Linked DNA regions of Mus musculus: all the other regions are linked to region 3. A link is a loop called in an ENCODE intact Hi-C map of the cell type or tissue named here. Cell type or tissue: left cerebral cortex. All regions are shown on one strand.

Region 1 (8,000 bases), 52 kb before region 3:
TTGGTACTCCATAGGGAGCCCTGTGATTTGGCTTGCTTAGGTTGAGATTCTCCACACGGTGAAGTCCTCGCCTGATTTCTTTGCCATGGGAGATGGCCCCAGAATGCTCAGCACAAGGTGGCGCCAATGAGCTATAGAAAGTTGACTTCCCTTTGCCCCAACCCCCATCCCCTCAAACCTCATCTCCTGTGTTTCTGGCTTCACTGAACAAGGCAGAAAATCCATTCTGTTATTTCTGGAGAAGGGATAGGTTAATGAAGGGTGCTGGGTTCTTACCGAGTCAGCACTGGAAGCCCTCTCCTAAAACGAATGGAGTTTGCTGAGTTTTCCGGGGGTCTCGGCTTCCTGCAACTTGCTCATTTTTCAGAAGGCCTCTGCCTCCAGATTGCCATCTCTCCCCTTTCCGGAGGAGCTCACAAGTCTAAGTTGCTGGTAGTTAAGGCTTCTGGCGACTGTGCAAAGGGGCCATCTGTGTTTGATCAGGCCAGGCGGGAAGGAGGGGGTGGGGGTTGTAAAGAGACTGAAAGCATTCCAGAGTAGTGAGAGACACCAGAGATGGGAAGGAGGAGGCCCCGCCCCCGCCCCGCCCCCAGAGCTAACGGGCTGGAGGGAAAGAGGCCGAATGCACACACTCCTCTGGCCCCACTTAAGGCTGCCATGGGGCCCAGTGCTCCTCTGCTGCTCCTCTTCTTTTTGTCATGGACGGGACCCCTTCAGGGACAGCAGCACCACCTTGTGGAGTACATGGAACGCCGACTAGCTGCCTTAGAGGTGAGGGACTTGTTTCTCTTCTCACCCAGGATGAGTCCACATCTATAGGTGCAACTAGCTGTCAGGGCTCTGGGAGTGACAAGATCGGGTTGTGTAAGAAGTCCTTAATGACGAGTAGCCTCTTAACTACAGACTTTTATTTCCCCAACATAAGACAATTGCCCAGCAAATAAACGCAACACGGCTCCCTCAGATTAGATGGAATAAGGGGGCAGGGGAAATGAGAGTCAGAATCGGGCTGCATCTATGCTGCTATACTGTTCAAGTTTCCCAGGCAATCTGCCTGCAACTTCCTGTCCGTTTCTTCCCCGCACCCCACATCTACTCCCTTTTGGACAATTTGAAGTCTGTAGCATCCTAATTTCCTGGAGGCTCAGATCACTGAGAACGCAAGGTGAAGGACTCTTATTCAGGCAAATTAAGCCAGGTTCCTCGGATGGGATGGTACCACTGACTAGTCTCCTCTGCTGTGGGAGCATGGCTGAGCTGGTCCCTTTCCTGGCCCTGACTCCCTGGCTGGGCCTCTGCTTGTCTGGGAGCTATAAACCTGCAACCCACCCTTCCTGACTCCCCGATCCCTTCAGGAACGGCTGGCCCAATGCCAGGATCAGAGTAGTCGGCATGCTGCCGAGCTTCGGGACTTCAAAAACAAGATGTTGCCTCTCCTGGAGGTGGCAGAGAAGGAGCGGGAGACCCTCAGAACTGAAGCAGACTCCATCTCAGGAAGAGTGGACCGTCTTGAAAGGGAGGTAGACTATCTGGAGACACAGAACCCAGCTTTGCCCTGTGTAGAGCTGGATGAGAAGGTGACTGGAGGTCCTGGAGCCAAAGGCAAGGGCCGAAGAAATGAGAAATACGATATGGTGACGGGTAAGTGATCTCACAGAGGTCCAGACAGTTTCAGAACTCCCCTTTCCTGCTTTTCTTCTTGTCCCAAGCCACCATAGCTCTATCTTTCAGAATGACACATTCATTGAGAGTTTCTAGAGGCCTGTCCTTTATCGGTACTCCATCTCTCAACCCTCCGTGAGTGGACACATGCACGGAAAAGTGTGTCTCTGTTCCCCAGGTGGCCCACTCTGGGGGAAGTTCCTGTTATACACATCTAACTCTTGGCCTCTGTTTCCTTCTCCTGTGCTTTCTCCTCTTCCCCACCAGACTGTAGCTACACAGTCGCTCAGGTGAGGTCAATGAAGATCCTGAAGCGGTTTGGTGGTTCAGTTGGCCTATGGACCAAGGATCCGCTGGGGCCAGCAGAGAAGATCTACGTGTTAGACGGCACCCAGAACGACACGGCTTTTGTCTTCCCAAGGCTGCGTGACTTCACCCTTGCCATGGCTGCCCGGAAAGCTTCCCGAATTCGGGTGCCCTTCCCCTGGGTAGGCACGGGGCAGCTGGTGTACGGTGGCTTCCTTTATTATGCTCGAAGGCCTCCTGGAGGACCTGGAGGGGGTGGTGAATTGGAGAACACTCTGCAGCTGATCAAATTTCACTTGGCAAACCGAACAGTGGTGGATAGCTCAGTGTTCCCTGCAGAGAGCCTGATACCCCCCTACGGCCTGACAGCAGATACATATATCGACCTGGCAGCTGATGAGGAGGGCCTGTGGGCTGTCTATGCCACTCGAGATGATGACAGGCATTTGTGTCTAGCCAAGTTAGACCCACAGACACTTGACACAGAGCAGCAGTGGGACACACCATGTCCCAGAGAGAACGCAGAGGCTGCGTTTGTCATCTGTGGGACCCTGTACGTTGTCTATAACACCCGCCCTGCCAGTAGGGCTCGTATTCAGTGTTCCTTCGATGCCAGTGGTACTCTCGCCCCTGAAAGGGCAGCACTCTCCTATTTTCCACGCCGATATGGTGCCCATGCCAGCCTTCGCTATAACCCCCGTGAGCGCCAGCTGTATGCCTGGGATGATGGCTACCAGATTGTCTACAAATTGGAGATGAAGAAGAAGGAGGAGGAAGTTTAAGCAGCTAGCCTTGTGCTCTTGATTCTTATGCCCAGACATTTATATTCCTGTGAGCTCTCCTGCAGTTCATCCTTCAAAACGAAGGCCAGTGGTGGTAGCTCATATACCCTAATTTCTAAAGGACAACCAAATTCTCAAGCCCCTCTGTTTTATGCAGAACTCCAGATCCTGGGTAGCATTTTAGAACTGAACAGCAAACAAACACCCTAAATCTTCACTCCTGCCTTATGTCCACAAAGTTTAGTTCCAAACTCAGAGCCCTGTCCTTTGGAGAGGGTCAACCCCAGACAGCAGGCGACAGCATTCTTGCCCTCAGTATGACCGAAGGGAGAGAACTCAGAGACAAAGCTGCCCTCCCTCCCTTCCCCCTCCAGTGTAGGGGAGAATGGGGCTTTCCCCACATCACTTTGTATGGTAACAGTTTGCATTAAAAGGAAAACCCACCATTCCTCTCTGGTGTGTTTGGGGTAGCCCTCTGATCAGAGTTCTCGTGGCTCTGCCTTCTTCCTCCTGCCCCAGTCTCTGCTCCTTAGCCACGGCTGGGCTGGGCTGGCCTCCTTTAGCTCCCTCGGGAACTTCTCTAGTTACACATTTTACTGTGGGGCACTGTTGGACAAAGGCCTCCCCCTCCACACTCATGTGCTCCACAGCAGCCGCAGAGAACCAGCAATGGCACTCAGCCTCTGACTGCTGGACACTGGAGCCCAGCCAGAGCCAGGGCTTCCCATTCCACCTCTTGGTGGATTTTGAACCAGAAAGTGACTCTTACTAGCTGTGGAATCTAGTGTAGAAACCAGCGTGCGGTATCTATGTGTGTCTAGCCTCACCTCTGAAGTGGATTCTGTCTCTGAGCCCAAGTCCCCACTCCCACCTCCAGCACTGGGGCTTCCTGGGTCTGGGTTGCACAATCCTTGGTCTGAGCCGCTCCGATTTTCCTGCTGCCACAGCGTCTGCGGTTTGGGCAGGGAGGAGGGGCAGTGACCATCCCAGATGTTGGTCTGTCTCACCAGCTCCCCAACAAACACATCCCTACTTTCCTTCTCTCCACCCTCAGCTGTGCACCCTCCCACCCCAGCCCTGGAAACTGGAGTCCTGGAAACTTAACCCCTGTTGGTCTAATGTGCACCCGACTTCAGGGGGGCAATCCAGGAAGGATTGGAAGAGCAAGAGGCTTTGGATTCCATCTCTGGGAACCTGCTGGTCTCTGCACGATGTCCCTTCCCAGGTCTCATCTCCAGGGTCAACTTCCAGACAAATAAGGCTAGCTGATGGATAAAAGTCAGTGGGGGAGTTTAACCTCAGGCAGCCCTTCTGGATTATCACCCAGGGAGGAAGGGGGACAGGAACACAGCCTTCTCTCCCAAGTAGAACCCTCCCTCCTTCCACCCAGGATGGGGTGGATCAGTCAACACTCCTCCTTTTGTCTGTCTTTCTTCTCTCCACAGGCAGAGCTGCTCCTGACGTAGGTTGGTAAGGAAGAGGAAAGAAAGGCAGCAAAGCACCTCACAAAAGCGCTATTGTAGGGAGCCTGAGGCGGGTGGGGGCCCTCTCCCATTCAATTCTCTCCTAATGTGGGGCTGGCAACAGTAATCACCGCCTGTCAGCCCATAGAGGGGTCTGCCCACGGAACATCTGGCTGCAACGCAGGGCATATCGGAGGGCTGTGGAGGAGGGGATTCTCTGTGGAGGCCTTGAGGAGAACAGGTCCAGGGGATGACAAGGTGTAGAGTGGCGCTGTGGCGCTGTGTGCATGTGTAATGTGCGTGTGCACATCTCTCTGCATGGCTGTGCGGCTGAGCACCTGTGTGAGACTGGGCTACCCAGGGAGACTGCACGTATACAAATGAGTGGCTTTGTTAGGCTGTGTACATGCGACCGAAAGGGATTTTAGGTTTGAGAAAGACCGAGGAGGGCACTGAACTCCGAGTGTGTTGTGTGACTGCAACTGCACGTGTATGAGCACATGGCAGTAGCTTGCCCCCTTCCCAGTGTGGCTGCGTGCCTAGAGGGTGGGCCTGGGACTGTGCCTTTTTGATGCCCCTAATGAGGCTGGCTCAGGTGATGTATGTAAGCAATATCAGTAAAGGCAAGTATATGGGCTGTGTCTTTAATAAATGGCTGCATTGTCTACAGCCTGGGTCCTTCAAACAGGTGTGTGCTTGTGACATCTTCGTTTGCCAGAATCCTTATTGGGAAAGAAAAAATAGCAACTCACTTTTGTTTTTTTGTCGTTGATTTGTTTGAAAATTTTCTTGGAAAGGCTTGCATAGACTTATGTGAAAGGGCAGGGACTTGGTCTCCCTCTCCCCCCCCCCCCTCTCTTTTTTCCTTCCCATTTTGGCTCTTGCACAGTGGCTGGGGGCTATTTTGGAAGTCTTTCAGAAGCTGAGAGGTGCTGTGTGGGTAGATGTCGTGAACTGTCCAAATTCATCAAATGAAACGATCTGCTGCTCAAGGAGACAGTCTTGGCAGCTGAATCCCATCATTAAAATCAGCCTTCCCTACCCCCAGCCCCACCCCAGATCTCCTAGGCCTCCCCCTTAGCTGAAACAGGCTGTGACCTCTTGCTGGCTAAAAGAGCTTGGGAAACCCAGACCCTACTGGAGGAGAGTGAGTTGAAAGCCCACAAAGAAATTCCACATTTTCCCCCAATTGCAGGCCAGAGGACATCCACCATTTAAAACCAGGAAGGGCCCTAGCTCTGGAGATACTGTCCTCCAGCTGTGCTCTGCCGGCAGAAGTCAGGGTTGAGAGGACCTTCTCACCCCACTCCAGGCCCCCAAACTTTCTGTCTCACTGTCTAAAGCTCTTCTTTTTGCTTTAATGTGCTTGCCTCCTTGGTGCCTGCCAGGGAAAATGAAGTGCTTGTCCGCGCCACTTAATTGGAGGCCCATGAGCCTGGGGTAGTGGGGGGAGAGAGAGAGAGAGAGAGAAAGAGAGAGAGAGAGGCATTGAATCAGCTCTGTCCCGGTTTCCTCTGTGATACACCTGAGCTAGTCAGGAACCAAGAGCCCTTTCCCTGGCTTCCTCCTTCAGCCTCAGATTTTCCAGGCCCCTTTCTTCCTGGCCGTGTACAGAAGCTGTCCTGAGGCTCCTGGGAGTGTCCCTTTTCTTTCTTTTTTGTTTGTTTGTTTGTTTTGTTTTGTTTTTGTTTTGTTTTGTTTTGTTTTTTTTCTAGACAGGATTTCTCTGTGTAGCCCTGGCTGTCCTGGAACTCACTTTGTAAACCAGGCTGGTCTCGAACTCAGAAATCCACCTGCCTCTGCCTCCATGGTGCTGGGATTAAAAAGGCGTGCACCACCACCACCCGGCGAGTGTCCCTTTTCATATCTCTCTATTTTTCTAGCTGGCTTAGGTCAAAATTGAGAGCTTCTGAGAGCTGCTGAGACTACCCTAGTGTCCCTTCTGGCCTTTCCATTGGGTCTCCAAGGCTTGCTATTCAGCCTGTCTGGCTGCTTTACGGCATGCTCTCCGTAAGCCTGCCCTTTCTTCAGCTGGAGGGCAAGACCTGTTTATCTGGTTGGAATCTTCTTGGTGCCAGCAGCCTGGGAGAGGATGCCACGTCCTTTGCTGCTGCAGCTGCCAAGACTGGTAAGCTCTCTCCCACACATGAGTTCACTTTTCTCTTTGTCTTCTGCATATGGATGGTTTTGTCTAGATGTATGCTGTGCAGGCCTGGTGCCCACAGAGACCAGAAGAGGGTGTTGGACCCCAGGAACTGCAAATACAGATGGTTGTGAGTGTCATGTGGGTGCTGGGAATTGAATCCAGGTCCCCTCTCAAAGAGCAGCCGATATTCTAACTGCTGCGGCATCTCTCCTCCCCCTCTTTAATGCCTAGACTCACAAGGCAGAGCTTCAGAGATTAAGTCTTTATTTATGGATTTAATAACTACACAGAAGAATGAAAACATAGATTCCGGTGTGTATCAACTAAAGGGCAGCAGAGGGAGAAAGGAACAGGGAAGGACTCCCAGCCCCAGCTTGCCAGAACAGTTCCCGGGCCTCTGGGGTCCACCCCCTTGAACATTTGCCTCTCTGAGAATAGACTTCCTGACCACAGCTGTGATGCTCAGGAAGGGACAAGTCAGATTCTCCTTTCTGGGCATTTTAGAAATGATGGATCAGAGAACTTAGATCCAAGGGCACTTTCCCTCCTCAATTAAAAAAAAAAAAAAAGTCATCTCTTTGGAGTCACTTTTGTCTGCTGTGGAGAGACGGTGAAAGCCAGACTGCGGGCCAAAGTGGGCATTGGTAGAGAAGCAGGCAGGGAAGAGGGGCTGGCCCAGGTCAGTGTTCACAGCCTGCCTACAGCCATCTCTCCTGGGCGTGGGGGGTGCACAGCACATTCTACCTCACAGGTCCCACAAAGTGTCTGCATCCTTGCATACCTCCTGGTATAGGTTTACTGGCTTTGTGTAAGCCCTAAAAACTGGGCTTCTCTTTCCTACACCCCAGTCAGTGACTTATAGTCACCCTACCTCCCAACCAACCAGTTGTTCCATGCCTGAGCTACCAGGAAAGAGCTACGACCCCGGAGGATAGTCTTCCTTGAGCACAACCCAGGAAGTTTACTAGAATAAGGAAAGAGCCTGTGGTAGGCCTGTGGCTCTCCCTGTGGAGCCTCACTCAAGCCATGCCTCCTCCATAGGGTTCCCCCTCAACCCAGGCACTTTCTCTCCTGCTCTATCCATTCATGGCTGTTGCAGTTTGGCTCTTTAAATGTTGCTTTGTTTTATGTGTGTGTGTATGGGTATTTGGATTGCATGTTTGTCTGTGCATCACTTGCATGCCTGCTTACCTTTTGAAACCAGAAGAGGTGTTGTACTCCCTGGAATTAAAGTTAAAAAGGCTGTGAGCCACCATGTAAGTGCTGGGAAGTAGACACCAGATCTCTGGAAGAGCAGCTACGGAGCCATCTCTCTAGTCCACATAGTTTGCATCTTGAGTGGCCCTGCAAAGTACTGAAGGCTTGGGCCCCAGATGATGTCACTAGGAAGGCTTTGGGACCTTCCTAGTTCAAGAAGGGTGAGTCTGTGGCATTAGCCTGTGGAGAGAGAGAATTGGGCTCCCAGCCCCTTCCTCTGTCTTCTCAACCTTCATAGAAGTCACCTTTACTTCATCACTCACCCCCCACCCCCCACATGATGCCTAATGCAGCCAGGCCTGCTTACCCTGGACTGAAGCCTCAGGATTGGTCAAAGTGACAAACCCTAATCTAATGATGGTGTCTTTTCATCCCATTGTAGCT
Region 2 (8,000 bases), 82 kb after region 3:
TAGCAATTAGTTATGATAACAATGATATGAAATTTAAACTTCCTTTAAAACCAGCTCATAAATTTTTTTATGTGAAAATAAATGATTTTTGTTTGTTTGTTTTTGAGCTGGGTGTCTCTGTGCAGTCCTGGCTAGTGTGGAACAACTGTGTAGATTAGGCTAGCCTTGGCCTAGCCCTGACCTTGCCATGATTCTTTTGCTTTAATCTTTCCATCATTTGTATTACAGATGTGTGCTACTACATGCCTAATAAATGAAATTCTTTTGTTTTTGTTTTTGTTTGGTTTATTGAGAGTTTTGCTTTAGCTAGCCCGAAACTTTGCTAATTTGAAGCTATGATTACTCCCACTTTACAGATGAAGAAACTGAGTCTTAATGAGATGAATAAAGTTTCAGAATTCAAAACGTGAGCTCTGAACCACCCCATGCTGATGTGTTGTTTTTCCCATTGCCTCCAATTCTAGGACCATTTTTTTTTTTCCTAGCATCTGGTTTATTTTACTTAATGGATGCTGAATTCTGTGCCTATGTTTCCCTCTCTGCATTAGCTGCCAGATGCTTCAAGTCAAATGTAAGGCCTCCAGCTCAGCAGTGTGTGAAGGCAGGGTGTGCCTGTTGTCTGGAGGCCCCAGCAGGATTCCATCTGACATCCTTTCACGTGTCCTTTTGCTACAGTTGCATGAGGTTTTAAGCACATCTTTAATCTTGCTTTTGTCTTGGGTGCTAGCTACAAAGTGACAACAAAATAAATGAAAGTTCTTATTTCCCTGCATGCTCAGACAACCAGTCTCTCTCAGCTTAATTGTCTCTATCTGCAAAACTAGGATAATGCCTTGTATAAAAATTTGTTAAGGATTAAGCGAAACAATACAGGTTAAAAAGGTATTGTAGATTCAGCAGTGTGCTAGAAACAAGGTTGTCTTATTAGCTTGTTGTTACTGATAGCAAGATGTGATCCCTGTTCCTGAATTATCAACATCACAAATAGTTGACCCAGCTTGGGAAAAACAGTGCTGCCTCCCTGGGACCCAGAGCTGTGTCCCTGAGAAGATACTCAAGAGTTGCATGGTACGGGCTGGTGAGATGGCTCAGCGGGTAAGAGCTCTGAGTTCAAATCCCAGCAACCACATGATGGCTCACAACCACCCATAATGAGATCTGATGCCCTCTTCTAGGGTGTCTGAAGACAGCTACAGTGTACTTTGTATAATAATAAATAAATCTTTGGGCCAGAGCAAGCAGGGACTGAAGAAGGAGAGTTGACCAAAGCAAGCTGTTCTAAAATTCAATTCCCAACAACCACATGAAGGCTCACAACCATCTGTACAGCTACAGTGAACTCATATACATAAGGTAAATAAATGAATCTTAAAAAAAAGAAAAAGAGTTGCATGGTACAAAGAAACTCAAAGACAGATTCAAGCTACCTGCTCTTCAGGCACGGCTCACCGGAAACTCTGCCCACTAAAAAGCTATCTGGCTGGAGATGGTTCCTTGTGAGGTTGTAGGAGGCCTTATCATCTGGTAAGAGGAGACCAGTGGCCTAACACCTCAGGATTCTGATTACAAGGGAACAGTAGCTATGGCCTATGGTGGCCACCAGCCCAGTCTCACTGCCCCACTTGTGTGAGCCTACCCACCTGCCCACCTCCTTTCTTCTGCTCTTAATAATACATCATTGCCTTCCCTATGGCATTCTTAAATGTGTGTGTGTGTGTGTGTGTGTGTGTGTGTGTGTGTGTGTGTGCCATGTGTGTGCAGAGCCCAGGAGAGGCACAGGGAGTTGTGAGCTGCCTGATATGGGTGTTGGGAACTGAATTCAAGTTCTTTGGGAGAACAGCAGCAAATCTGAAGAGACATCTTTCCAGTCTTACTTTCTGGGCTTTTTTTTTTTTTTTTTTTTGAGAATTACTTAATTCTAGAAACTTCTAGGCCTCATCCAGCTGGTGCATCAACATCACAGATTTGAACCTCTTTCGAGAGCATTCTAGAGCACCTCCCTGACTCTACTGCATTCACATGGCCTTTTAACAACAGAGGATTTTGTGAAAAATATTATCTACCTTCTCCTTTCTCCTCGCTTCTTTCCCTCTCTTTTCTTCTTTCTTTCCAAAATATCTAAAATAAGTATGTAACCATTTACCTTAAGGCAAAGGAAGATAAAAAATATATTAGGGTTTTATAGCACCTAAATTATTCAGACAGGTATGGTGCCTCGTATCTACCAGTACTGCTTTTATGGGGCTGAGGCAGGAGGATTGTTGCAAGTTTCATGCCAACCTGAGTGATATAGTGAGACCCAGGCCAGCCCAGTGATGTAGTGAGACCCAGGCCAGCCTTTATGTGCGTAAGCGAGTAAGGCTTTATGAATGAATAAATAAACAAATGAGAAACTGATCTCAATCCTGCTTCTCTGCTCCATCACTTTAAAGCTATGTGGCTCCAGGGAGTTGCCCCAGCTCTTCTCATCTACAAAATGGATTTCTTCCTGTATTGAGAAGGTGAAGTGAGGCCATGTATTTGAAAAGTTCTTTATAAACATATTAGGTGTTATTGTTGTTAGATTCAGGAGCAGTGAACCGTGACCATAACCTGAGAAGCCCCTCTCCTTCACTGAGGGTCTCTAGTCTCTAATTTCAGGCCTGTGGCAGTGGTTGTTTTCCACATCTGGTTACTGAGGGAATAGCGGATAATATTTGTTGGAGGCCACACAAGCAAGGACAGCTTCAAGCCCTGCATGGCAGGGTCAGAACCATGCTCACAAAAGTTCTTGGGAACTGCTGGCACTGAGTCTACGCCCATACCAAAATCCTTCCCAGACCTCATAAACCCTGAGTACGGCTTGGCCGACTTTGGCCTCCCTTATCAGCATCCCATGGCCATGATGGGGGAGGGTAAGCTTTATCCTCCTTTGAAATCACCTGTGAGACACAAGGCTCTGTGGATGCAGTGTGAGGCTTAAAACCACTCTCTTGGCTACTGATAGGATACCCATTTCCCAGGACACAAGGGCCCCTAGAAACTCTCTTCTTCCAAGTATGCTTCATTACTACCAAAACCATCCCTCTCTGAGGTGGCTGGAGTCCCCTGGGAGGAAAGAGTGAAATGGGCTATTCTCTCTCTCACTGTGAGAAAGTGGGGGGTCTCTCATTGATTCCCCAATGTGGTACTCATGTGAAGGGGTTGTGTGTGTGCACGTACCCTCATGTTAACTCCTCTTTCCTATTTCATCAAATGGAAACAGAGTTCAGCCAGAGTTTCTCTGATTTAAAAAACAAAACAAAACCTTCCAAATCAGGTTGGAATATTTTTCCTTAGGGTACACTAATTCCCTGAAGAGAGTTGGGTGTCTGCCCAGCCTTGGTGGGGGAGGAGGAGGGAGGGAGAGAGGGAGGAAAGGAAGAGAGAGAGAGGGAGAGAGAGAGAGAGAGAGAGAGAGAGAGAGAGAGAGAGAGAGAGAGAGAGAGAGAATGAGAATTGCCTTGTCAGCAAGACTGAATTATTAAGGCATCCACAGTTTGCATTTCCTGGCATAGCACAATCCTACCCCAAAGCACTAGAAACAGGAAGAAAGTTTGGTCTTCATAAATTCCCCTTAGAAGCCACCCAGAGCCTTAATCTCCACCTGCAAGATGCCAAAGCAACCTGTCCTGCCTCAGTTTTCGAGCTGCAGAGAGCTGCACATGCATGGTGGCCTCTGGGCACAAGTGCTGGCTGCTCTGTGCCCTTCCCAGCACGTTTCTGCTTGCCGCTTGCCGGCCACCTCTCAGCAGCAGCTGACTGACTGTCTTGATACAGGGCAGTCTCAGCAGGGTGGTAGGGCTCTTTCCAATGTAGCTCTCCTCCTCACAGGGCCCTTGGGAGTGACTCAGCGGGAGACCGCTGCTGATGGTGTGGGGGCGGCACTTCCAAGTCACAAAGCCAGCCCTGTCCCCAACTTCTCCAGAAGAGAAATGTGTCTCACATTGTCATGACACACCACAGAGCTGTTTTCCTCCTCTGAAGTTGGCGGAGCCCAATGTGTCACTAAGATGACTCAACCATGACTCCAGGGGAGAGATGGAGCCCCTGGCCAGTCTGGTGCAGATGGGACAAAGACAACTTCTTTCCACACAGGTAGCCTTCGTTATTCCAGTTGGGCAGAGGCTTCCAGAGGCACAGAGGGGCCTCAAGGAGGCTTGCCGGGGTGCTAGGGCACTGGAGCAGCAATCCTCCTTTTAAGTTGATCTTTGATCCTGGCTACCAACATACTTCTGTCTTCACAACTGCCCAGATTTAGACCCCAGCCCTTCTTTTGATTTTCCCAGTGTCTCTGGGACTTACCTGGTGGTCTAAAAAGGAGCTGTGAGTGCTAGAGTGACCAAAAGAAAGTAAGCACAGGCCATCAACTGACAAGGCCTGAAAATGCACGCCCAAAGGTGAGACTCTTCACAGGCTCCTCCCTCGGTAACTCCTTTGGTTCTCTCTGGTAACTCTCTGTCTAGTTCTGGGAATTGGTACCCTCTCTTTTTGCCGTATTTATCTGTGGTTTCCTCATAGCCCTGCTGTATCCCCAGGAAAGACCTTATGAGGTCTCTTCTTACCCGTCCCCCTGCCCTACCACCACCCCATTCAGGCCTCAGCTGGAGAGTAAGAGCTAGCAGACTCCCAGCCAGCCACCAGCAGTACCGGATGGGCTGAGATGGGGAGTGGGTACCCCTGCCTTCAGTCTCAGGTACAGTTGAATTCATCTTCCCAACAGGGACCCCTGCACCACCTGCAGCCAAGTGGCCCTGCAAGAGTCAACAGTGCTTAGGTGATACGAGGAAATCGATGTCATTGAGAAGCACAGACAATCTCCTGGTGAGGATGCAGGGAACAGGCTATGGCAATAGGTAGCAACCTCATTTTATGCCATGGTGTCTTGATGGGAAGGGGAGGCTGACATGGAGGTTGGGGAGAGAAAGCTCAGCTATCCTCAGCAGTCTAAAGAGGGGTCCTGTGTGTTTATGCATTTGATCTTGAAGCCTGGAACTGGGGAAGCGGGGGGGGGGGGGAGGATGGGGGACAGAAGGGTGGGTGTGGTCGCACTGAGAGGTGTGGCCGTCAGTCGGGGCACCATGAGGCCTTGGTAGAGTAAATACTCCTCCAGGTGACACTGTCACTCACTTTGTGTGGCGAGGGTGTGTGGAGCTGGCCAGGAACACAATGACTGGGTCACTGAAGGAAGAGTCTTCAGAGACAGAGAAAATGACATTTCTGACAATGGGAAAGCTGGGGGAGGGGAGGGGGCTGTGAATATACAGGCTCCAAGACAGAAGCAGGCATCTTGGGAGATCCTTCTTCTAGCCAGCTTCAGAGAGGTAGATCAAAGGAAGGTCAACTCGCCCAGGATGACCCCGACCACTCACCCAGTGACCCTGAGCAGGCTGCCTAAGTCCACGGAAACTGAGGATTCTCCACAGGAAGTGAGGATTACGTTTAGTCTCTGGCACTTAGCATGTCACACTCGAGACCGAGTGGCTATCGCTAAACCAGCAATCACGAGTCCACACATTCCAGTCATCTAGGTTTGTCCTCTTGCTTCTCTAAAGCTCGCCTCCACGCCCACCACCCAAATGTCTTGAGTTGACAATACACAACAGTTATTAGAAACCATTCTCAAAGTCGCCCACTGGTGATGTCTAGGCTATGTCAAGTTCAGAACCTCAGTGGGACAGAACTCTAAAATGACAGACATGGAAGACCTCTGACGTAAGTTAGTATCTCTCAAGCCATGAAAACTACCCGAAAGGTTAGTCTATGCCGACCAGATAAGGCTAACGGTCTTAACAGTATCCTCCAGTCCCAGCAACTGGCCTTCATCCCAAGGCCAAGTGGATTCCATGGAAATCACTCCACCCTCAGTGTCAATACAGCTCAAGAGAGACACTCAAGACCTTAGGGACTTTGTCTAGAAAGGGAAAAAATGAAATATTCATGAAGAATAAGTAGATATCAACTCAGACATGAGAGGAAAAGCATGGTTACTGGGGGGAGGGGGGCAACTTCTGAGAATGAATGAGAATCAGATGGGCGTGGGGCTTGGGGGGCTTGGGGATTGAGTGAGGGCTGGCTACTGCTTTAATGATATGTCAAATGCCATAAAAGAATGCTAGCAATTGGGCCAGCCTGACCTAGACTCTGTAGCTCATATGCCACCTTCTCCCTCAAGGTATTAATATTTATGCACAGGGGAAGTTTTGAGTCAGGGGCTAATGCTGGCTCAGCACAAAGGCACACTGGTGACTGGCTTCTTTTTTCGTCTTGTTTCACCTGCTGATATTGCCTTCTTCTGTACCCTTTGGCAGCTCGTTGTATAGGCAGTGATAGAATGGGAGCCTTGGGACAAACGTGAGGTGTTAGGAAAACAAAAAGGGCAAGAGAAGTCCCTCTGAAGAACTAGAGTCAGGGCAGGTGGCAGGAAGGACACAGAGTGGCTGTGAGATCTAGGTCTCTTACCCAGTAGCTTATGCAGTCACCTGGGAAAGTCATGTGATTCCCACAGTCTTAATGTGCTTATCTGTGGCGGGTGCAAGCTGGGCTAGATCATCTTTGAGGACTGTTCCAGCCCTGACCTTTTCCAAGACCAAGAATGAGATCAGAGTCAGAACACTGTGGACCACAGGAAACAAGAAGTCTGCCTCAAAATGGCCCCAACACCTCAAATCTGTTGTGATTCTGCTCACTCGTTTGCCCCAAGGCCCTGGTCTCTCTGAATTGTTGCGGATTTAGAGGACACAACACAAAATTGTGACAGTGACCAGAGGGCCAAGAAACATCCCTCCAGGGAAAAATGTCACTGTGTGTTATCAGAGGACAGAAGAAGCAGACAGGCACATATGTGCTCTTCAGTAAGGTAGAGAGGTGGTGGAGCACCTGTGTTGGAGGAGCAGAGCTTAGGCCTGGTGCAGGAGCTGGTTGCCTAATGACTTCCCATTCATTCCCGTGTAAGGCAAAGATTAGCTATTTATACCATTGAGAGGTATAGTATACTAACGAGGGGTGCATAGGGCTGGGTACAGGACAGTGTGGGCTTACCCAGTCAGCTCTATGCTGCAGCAAGTTGCAAGAGTAGGGGGAGGTAAGTCTGGGTTGTGCTGTGGTCACCAGTGGAAGCAGGGCTCTGCAGCAGGCAAACTCACGCAGGCAGCAGGGCTTGTAGATGCTAAGGGACTTGTCACAGGAAGAGGGGAACTGTCTTACTGCTCTGAGCCTCAGGCAATCATAAGGCCTTTTCCTCAAAGCTACAAGGGAGGGCCTATTGCAAAAGGACAGCTTTAGAAATAAGAACACCCACGGCCAGTAGAGCGCTATTGAGCAATTACGCTTAAAGCCAGGTCACAGCCCTGTCTGGACCAATTAGCTTTGTTTTACAGCACCACATAGGAAACCTCTAACCCCAGGTAGCCAAGAAAGGCTGCTGGTCCCAAGTGGCAGGAATGAAGGGTATGGAATAGTTGGTGCACATCCATTACTTCTGCAGAAGGAAGGGCTCAGACACAGAGCATGTGGCTCGCCTCCCATACCATCAGGATCCTAGTGAAGACTTCATATGGGATGGAATCCTAGTAAATAATACTTGCCTACCCTTCCTGGGTGCTTGGTGGGTTGTCTCTAGTCCTCTGCTTGAGGAATCCTGGTACCTCAGGTAGTCTCAGGAAGGTCAAAGCCTGGTGGCTTTAGAATGCCGAGCTAGACACTGAGAGGTATATATATATATATATATATGTGTGTGTGTGTATGTGTATATGTATATATCTCCAATATGGAATGTCTGCCTGACCAAGATAGAAGGAATCTAATGAGGGTGGGCGCTTCCACCCATTGGTCCAGGGAGAGGGTACTCTGAGAGGGTACCAGGAGAGAGCGAGCAGTGCAGCCAGAGACTAATGAGGATAATGGGGCTAAGCCTGAGGGAGCAGCAGGGAAAATGAGCATCTAGTGAAGGCAATCAGACAGACAGAAGCTCCCACTGAGCT
Region 3 (8,000 bases):
TGACAATAAATAACCATCAAATAACGTTTCACTGTGTGTCCTGGCTGGCCTTGAACTCATTATGTAGCATAGGCTGGCCTCAAACCTACAGAAACCTGCCTGCCTCAGTACTGGGATTACAAGTGAGCTACCAGGCCCAGCAAAGACATCGTTCATTTTAGAGTAAATGCTGACCCTACTCCAACATGGCCATACAACCTTGTCTTAGCCAGTTATATCTGCAGCAGCCGTATTCCCAACTAAGCTCACCGTTAGAAGTGCTGGAGATTGGGGAAAAGAGGCCGATTCCAACCCATGATAACAATATTAACGTGATGGACAGCACTAGCCTTTCTATCTCGGTAGAACAAAACCATCTACTACTGGTTCTTATGATCTCATGTGCTTGACATTTAGTTTTTTTTTTTTTTTAAAGGTTGAGGCGATCTGTTTATATTTAGAATCATAAGATTTTTAAAGTGAATCTGAAGTGACCAGAAATAATTTAGTTCAATTCCCATATTTCATGGTTGAGGAGACTGAAGCCTAGAATTGTGATGTGATTTGGCAGAGGTCACATATCTGGACAGTGGCTAGTGCTCATCCCAAAACATTGGTGTGTGTGTGTGTGTGTGTGTGTGTGTATATGTGTTCACGTATGTGCATGTTCCTATGTGTGTGTATGTTTGTGTGTGTGAGCATGATTGTGTGTGTGTTTGTATGTGTGTGTTTCTGTATGTGTGCATGTTTGTGTGTATATGTATTAGTGCATGTTTGTGTGTGTATGTGTGTGTGCATATTTGTGTGTATGTGTATATATGTGTGTGCATGTATGTATGTGTGTGTGCATGTGTGTATGTGTGTATGTGTGTGTGCATGTGTGTATGTTTGTATGTGTGTGAGCGTGAATGTGTGTGTATGTATGAGTGCATGTGCATGTGTGTGTGCATGTGTGTATGTTTGTGTGTGTGAGCGTGTATGTGAGTGTATGTGTGCGTGTGCATGTTTGTGCAAGCATGTGTGTGTGTGTGCTCCTTCAGTTCTGAGGATGTGAATTCCATGCCTTGGGTGCTCTACCTAAGCTCTCTACCACAAATCTGTTGTCCCTGCAGCCTTAGGAAACCCTGTCCTCTCAGGTAGTGGCTCTCGATTGCTCTGACTTGGTCTTGCAGTTGAATAGAATTATATTTCACTTCCTTCACCTATACTGAATCATGTCCTCTCTCCAAGAGTGTCACCCACCTAAGGCCAACTGCAGCTTCAAGGGAAGAGCCAGGAGTCATACATGGGATGCTACCATCTTCTTAGTTTCAGAATACCGGTCTTCTGTTTCTATGTGATTTTGGAAAGATTCTATAGCAACAAGTGAGGCCAAGCCCTTCAAAACTGGAAAATAATGTGATGGGCCACACTCTGTGCCATCTGCAGCTCCTGTAATCCCCAGGTGGGGTGGGAGAGGGGAGGGTGGGGAGGGGGTTGGGGTGGAGGGTGTGAGTGTGGGGTGGGATGAGGTGAGGTGAGGATGGGGGTGTGGCTGGGGTGGGGTGAAGTAAATTTAAACATCAAACTCATTCTCTAAAGAGCAATTTTAGTTCAACAACATAAACAAATCTAGTGCAACAAGAACACAGGCAGATCTTAGAGTAAGCTGAAAAGATGGTCTTAGGGTATTTTTAGTATAGAATACTGATGGACTAGAAGCAGCTGAAGCAGGAAGGCAATTGCTAGCTCATGGTGTGAGAACATCAGAGGCTGGGCCTAGGGACTGTGCTGGTGTTAGTTTCTCCAGAACTGGTTTCTCTTAGGGTCATAAAATGGTTGCAGCATCTACAAAGGTAATTGCAGCACCTGTGATGTTCTTTTGACAAATGCCTTGTCCCCAGGGGGCTTTGCTGTCTCTTGGAAACCTTTCCTTCTATGACCACTCAGTTATCAGACACCGTAAACTGCTTGCTCAGGTCTGTTTGTGCACAAATCAGCCAATGCAGAGTCCATGTTCCAAAATACTTTTTTAAAAATCAGGCTTTCACACCTTGGACCTCCCTCCACCTGCTCTAATCTCCTCACGGTCAGCCAGGAGGCAACTGGGAACAGTGTCTAGGCTCCAGCTTAAGCTGAAATGTAGTTAATTCTACACCTGGTTACTCAATGGGTCCATACTGCAGAGGACTTTAGGGGGACTCCCCTCTGTTCCTACCTATTCCTGAATGCCCATAGGTGTCCCCATGTGGCTCTGGATAGTGTGGCAGATTGCTTTTTTCTTGAAAACTGAGAACAAACTATTTTTTCCAAAGCCAACTGTACTTGAATAATAATAAAGGCTAAGTTTCCAAACAGTACAAAGCCATGAATGGGTACCTAACAAGATTACATCTGCTTTCTGAAGACATTGGGCTGAAGGTATGGGATGTCAGGTAGACAGCTGTATTTCTGTCCTAAGCCCTAAAAGACTACAAGTTAAGAGGAAAGAGAAAACTTTCCCGGATGCGTGTGCTTCCCACGAGAGCTGAGGATCCCAGCTGGACTTGACGTTGCTCGGTAGGGATGGCTAACAGGTGTACTTGATGTGAAGAGAGTGCCTGACTTGGCCAGAGAATTTGATTTGGTTCTTGGCTCTTAATCACTTCCCTTGGGAATGGGAGCAGACTTGGGAAGAAGTCCTCTCATCAAATGAACCAGCCTGGCTGTGTGCAGCACTCTGATCCCTCCCCTCCTAGGAGTCTTGGTTGCAGAAACAAGATGCTGTGACAAGAACAGTGGCTCATAAGATCTATTTCTGCCCTCTGCTAGTGACTCATTGGATGACTCAAGGTGAATCTACCAATCTCCGAGTGCCACCCCCATCCCTGGGGAACAGACCATGGCAGAGTCGACCCCCACCCCCACCCCGACACACACCAAGGTCAGCTGTCTATAGGGGCTGGGCAAAGACCACCAGCTGCGTTCCCTGCGGCTCAGCCCCTCCTGGCCTTTCTGGCTCGTCCTCTCCTCCCACTCTCCAGCTTTATTCCCTGCCTTTCCCTTTCCCGAACAGCACCGCTCCTAAGTAACCCAGACAGGTGTCCTGGGATGGCTCTGCAAACTCTGCAGGCTCCCCCTGATCTGCGGGGGAGCAAGCCGGTGATTGCTTGCTATTAGCAACTCGGTTTGCAGGATAAATAATGTGAACCTGAGTGCTGGCCCCCGTGGGATAGGGCAGATTTCCATTTTGCATCGGGTCAGCTTCCGAAGCGCTGGGGCTTTGAGTGTTAATCGTTGGTTCTCTCCAGGCACCCCTCCCCGGGCTTTACAACGCTCCAGTCCTGGTGGGACTTTACATTAGAATCCGACCGAGAAACTATTGCCCTTTTCATTGTTTTCCTTGCAAATTAGTTTTCTAGATTTAATGGCTCTGGTTGCTGAGCAGATTGAAGAAATTGGGGCGGATGGTGAGGTGGGGTGAGCTGGGGAGCCCATTACAGGCGCTTGGCTATTGGCTAGGCCCAGAACTTTGAGGCTTTGAGATTTAGGTAGATTAATTCTCACGGGGGGGGGGGGGGGAGAAGGGGGTGTCTGTGAAGTGGGAGTGAGCTTTCTCTTTCCCTGGAAGGAATTTTATTTGTTGTTATTGTGTGTTTAAAAAAATTTTTTTTAGAGAACTGTGGTGTCACAATATAATAGATTGCAAAGGTTCTCTATGGGATGTGGGGGTGTGTTGTATTGCTCAGTTGTGGGCAGATCTTGTTATAGTCAGACATGGGGATTGAACATTGCAGAAGATGGCTTCATTAGTGCTGTACAGCAAAAGAGTAAAAGCAAAATAAGAAGGGAAAAACCCAAACCTGGGATGCCCTGGTCTGGAAATGTGGGCTTGAGTACATTCTGGGTGGGCAGACAGGGACAAGATGCATTTGCATTTCCAGGAAACCAGGGCCAGGCTGAGCTGGGCTGCGCTGCACTGCATTTGACACTGGAGGAGGTCAGCGGGCCTGTGTGAAGGATGGCAGGAGCTGGTAACCTGGCTGATTCATCTCTGAGTTTAGGAAGTGTTAGTCATTTGTGCAGTGAGTTGAGACCAAACAGTGCCTCACAGGCTGGAAAACAAGGCTGAGTGGGAGTTCCCACAAGGGGCTGAGCTTCACAGTAGGAAGATGGACGCGCATGTTGGGATGTGCAGCAAGAAAAACAACTATTAGTGAAGGAGAACTTGTGGAGAGGGAGACTGTGCCAAGGGAGCGGCATCATTAGCCTTCTGCTTCAGGTGGAAGCCTTTTTGGGCTAACAGGGTGATACGTGGCACTAAAAACTAAGCTGATCACGATGCAAATGTCCCTGTAGCATAAGATGGGGATAATTTCCCAAAGTAGGATCAAGGCTGTGTTAACGGGAATGCTGTGCATTCCTTATCTATCCTAGGCTCTGGAAGGAATTTGGTTGTTTTTGTAGCCAACAGTGTTTACTTTCAGGTCATCCAGGGAAAAGCAGACTGTAGCATTTGTTGTAGGGAAACCCAGAAATACAGTGGAAACAATTCCTGTGCCTCCTCCCTCAACACACAGGAGTTGTTCTCAGCTGAGAACTGAGTGCTAAGAAGACCTCCTGCTCATAAGTTCAATGAGTAGCAGGACCAAGAAGAAAATGGGTGAGTCTTGCTCCCTCCCAAGATGAGTGATCTCCATTGTCAACATGATGGGCTTTAGGATCACCATGGCAACATGCCTCTGGGTGTGACCATGAGAATGTTTCCAGAAAGGTTCAATGGAAGAGAGAAGACACACCTTGAATATGAGAAGGATCATCCCATTGGCTGGGGTCTCGGAGTGAGTAAAACAGAGAAAGTGAACTGAGAACTAGCATTCATCTTTCTCTGCTACCTGACTGTGGATGGAATGTGACCAATCGACAGCCATGCTATCCCCACCACGATAGACTGGATCCCTAAAAGCCACAATGAACCCTTCCCAACTTAAGTTGCTTCTCGTGTGGTTTCATGGTCACAGTGGTGAGAAGAGTAACTAATGGGAGGGGAAGAACAGCCCAATTGTGGTGGTTTGAATGAGGAATGCCCCCATAGGTTCATATGGTTGAACACTTGGTCCCCAGTTTATGGAACCATTTGGAAAGGGTTAAGGGGATGTGGCCTTGTTGGAGGAGGTATGCCACTAGGGGCAGGTTTCGAGGTTTCAAGAGCCCACACCATTCCCAGGGAGCTCTCTCTACCTTGTGGTTGTGGATCAAGATGTGAGCTCTCAACTGATCCTGCTGCCATGTGCCACACTCAAGGTGGCAGAGCAAATGGACTCTAACTCTCTAAAACAGCAAGCTCAGTTCAATGCTTTCTTTTATACGTTGCTTTGGCCATGGTGTTCTATCATGACACTAGGAAAGTACCTAATACCCCAACAGAAGAAAGGCTTTTAAGGAAGCTGTAGAGAGGGCTAAGTGAGACCAAGAGGAGGGTTGGAGAATGAGGGATGCTCACCTGGTCCTTGTGTTCCTTTATATGCAAGGATAGTAGCCGTCATTTGAGGACCTACTCTATTCTAAGTTCCTTTACGCTGATGGTTTTATTTAACCCTCACAATAATACTAAGGAGGCACCAAAGGATTAAAATGTTCTCTGAGTACTGAGAGGTGGTGGCAAATTCTCATAATCCTAGCACTTGGGAGGTTGTATCAGGGAGAGCACATGTTTAAGACCAATCTGGGTTATGAAGTGAGATCCTTATCTCATGAGGGGGGAGTTCTGTGACTTGCTCAAGGTCATTCCTCTTGTCAGTGGGGGATCCCCTTATCTCAGGCTTCCAACCATACACATGTCGAATCATGTGGTCCTAGGGAACAGAGCATGGTAGTTGAAGTTCTCTGAAGACAATGTATCTATATTAAGAATCTGGCAGACTACATGACATTGGACTTGACCTTGGAGACATTGTGGCTGTGCAGACAAGGGATGCTATAGGTCCAAGTCAAAATTATCTTGGACTATCTTAGGACCTCTTATAGTCAACTACTTTAACTCTTGATTCTGACTTAACATTCTCATGACTGACAGATACATTTTCCGGAATGTATTATGAAGCTTAACCTCCATGAAGGCTGACGCTAACAGTGCTGTGATGATAACATCTGACGCCTGAAGAGGACTGTGGCAGTTTTGTAACTGGAGTTTATGGAAAAAGCCTAAGCTCCAACATCCTCAAAATGCTGACTGGGCCTCCCATCCTCATATAAGCTTATTAAAGAGATGACTAATAGTGCAAAGCGGGGTGAAGAGATTGAGTCAGTGTGGCACATTGGGAGGTGGAGCAGGTGATGGGGCCTAGTGACACAAACTTTAGGCTTCAGTAGAGAAAAATTTAGGGTAGGAACTGAAAGGTCCACATTAATAGACAACCCTGGTTAAGATGTGGTCTGATGGATCCTGCCTCTGTTCTGATTGTGTGAGCTGGTCCTGAAGTTGTTACGACCAACATTGCTTGATGGGAGCAACCTGGTTCTCGTGAGCTTCATCCTTCTGCTCCAGGGCACCGCCCCCTCAGCATGGAAAATCACCCCCATTTGGGCCGACCTGTTCTGGGAATACAAGGTGTGGCTCAAGAGGAAAGGTTAAGGGTAATGACTTACCTCTGTATTTTCTGCCAAAATAAAGGAGGCAGAGACACAAAACCCAGACCTTGGTGGCAGATGTTTGTGCTGCTTTAGCTACCGTCGTCAGCCAGGGCCACACCATTTAGTAACGCTCTTCCATTTTTGTCGAACTATGACAATTCCAGAAACAGAAGTAGTTTGATTCCTAGAACTAAGCAGCTGGCTTCTGCCTTGCCCACCCTATCAACCCCTAGTAACAGCCTGCCAGGAAAGGTGTTTATCCATCACTTGCCGTTCTTAAACTCACCATTCCATGGTTACCTCTAGCAATGACCATCAGCAGGCCAAAAAAAGGAAACTTTTTAATCTCCTTTTTACCCTCCTTTCCCCCAAGCCTGTAAGAAGGGGACCCCTGGGGCTGGAGAGATGGCTCAGCGGTTAAGAGAACTGACTACTCTTCCAGAGGACCCTAGTTCAATTTCTAGCACCCACATGGCAGCTTATAACTGTCTGTAACTCCAAGATCTGGCAACCTCACACACATATACGTGCAGGCAAAAGCAGCAATGTGCATAAAATAAAAATAAATTATTTTTTTAAAAAAGAAGGGGACCTCTACTCTGTCACAGGGGCCTGAACTCTCCTAAGGTGTCCCACCATGCTGCTGTCTGTCTGTCTGTCTGTCTGTGGAGTTAATAACTCTTCTAATAAATCTCTTACCCACCTGCCTCAGTGACCCCCCTGGAACTCCAAACCTGTCAACCCGAGTTGCTTTATAGCAAAAGCAGTTTCTAAGTACTATCAGCTTGGATGTGAACCATCACCCCATCTGTCTGCCCTAAAGACTCAGGAGCTGACTGAGGGCTGCCAGATGATGGGTCTGGGGGAGGTAATTGGATCTTAAGGGCTCTGACCTAGTCCACGGCTAATTTCCATGTAGATTACTAATCTGTCGTTATTGTTTGGAGGTAGGAGAAAAAAAGGAGGTAGGGATGGCCCCAGGAAGTAGATCACTTGGGGCATGGCCTGGAAAGTTGTGTTTATTGGTGTTCTGCATGCTGTGAGGTGAACAACCCTTCCTGACTAAGTCCTATTGTCACTATGGGAGCCCCCCTCCCCTCAGGCTCAAAGCCAGCCAGCCGTGACTTGAAATGTCTGTATCTAAGTATTTCCTTCGGTAAGCCACTTCTATCGGGAGTTTTGTCACAGTGACGAGAAGGTAATACAAAGAGACTCCTCCAATCTGCTGCCACCAGCCTGCCTGACACTCCTGCTCCTGAGACTGGTAATCATATCTACTGATTTATTACTTTCTCCTGTTCTGTGTCTGTTCAAGTTCACATAACCTCTTCTATGGTGACTCAGAGTGGCTTCTATCATCCTGGACCGTCATCCCTCATATTTGGCTTAGAATAAACTGCTCTCTTATTTTTCCTGAAGTAGGATCCTCA

The links. A loop is a pair of places that touch in the nucleus more often than their neighbours do. Peaks named below come from ENCODE experiments on the same cell type or tissue, not always from the same donor. Only the 100,000 strongest peaks of a DNase experiment are listed, where the experiment ranks them.
Region 1: a loop joins it to region 3, with 4 times the contacts of the local background. A loop is called at or near these places in 6 of 42 quality-filtered maps.
Region 2: a loop joins it to region 3, with 6 times the contacts of the local background. A loop is called at or near these places in 2 of 42 quality-filtered maps.

The regions. Positions count from the first base shown.
Region 1 is chr3:103,730,593-103,738,592 of GRCm38, reverse strand. Olfml3 (olfactomedin-like 3) reads left to right here and starts at 592. Exons shown (of 3, transcript NM_133859.2): 1 at 592-771; 2 at 1,356-1,641; 3 at 1,930-3,199. The coding sequence starts at 658. The coding sequence ends at 2,750. It overlaps LOC108168889 (a long non-coding RNA gene), which reads left to right and starts at 5,996. Exons shown (of 2, transcript XR_001783950.1): 1 at 5,996-6,341. In left cerebral cortex, CTCF peaks have their summits at 109 (motif pointing right), 731 (motif pointing left) and 4,495; DNase peaks (open chromatin) are centred at 683, 1,342, 3,557, 4,400 and 2 more places; H3K4me3 peaks cover 2,009 bases; H3K27ac peaks cover 3,880 bases.
Region 2 is chr3:103,597,106-103,605,105 of GRCm38, reverse strand. The region is part of intron 3 of Syt6 (synaptotagmin VI); the gene reads right to left. Among named protein-coding and RNA genes, the nearest start is that of Syt6, 26 kb to the right of the region's middle. In left cerebral cortex, no CTCF peak of the experiment used is centred here; DNase peaks (open chromatin) are centred at 3,412 and 3,927; H3K27ac peaks cover 244 bases.
Region 3 is chr3:103,678,653-103,686,652 of GRCm38, reverse strand. No RefSeq gene overlaps it. Among named protein-coding and RNA genes, the nearest start is that of Olfml3, 55 kb to the left of the region's middle. In left cerebral cortex, no CTCF peak of the experiment used is centred here; DNase peaks (open chromatin) are centred at 2,738, 3,021 and 4,009; H3K4me3 peaks cover 500 bases; H3K27ac peaks cover 601 bases.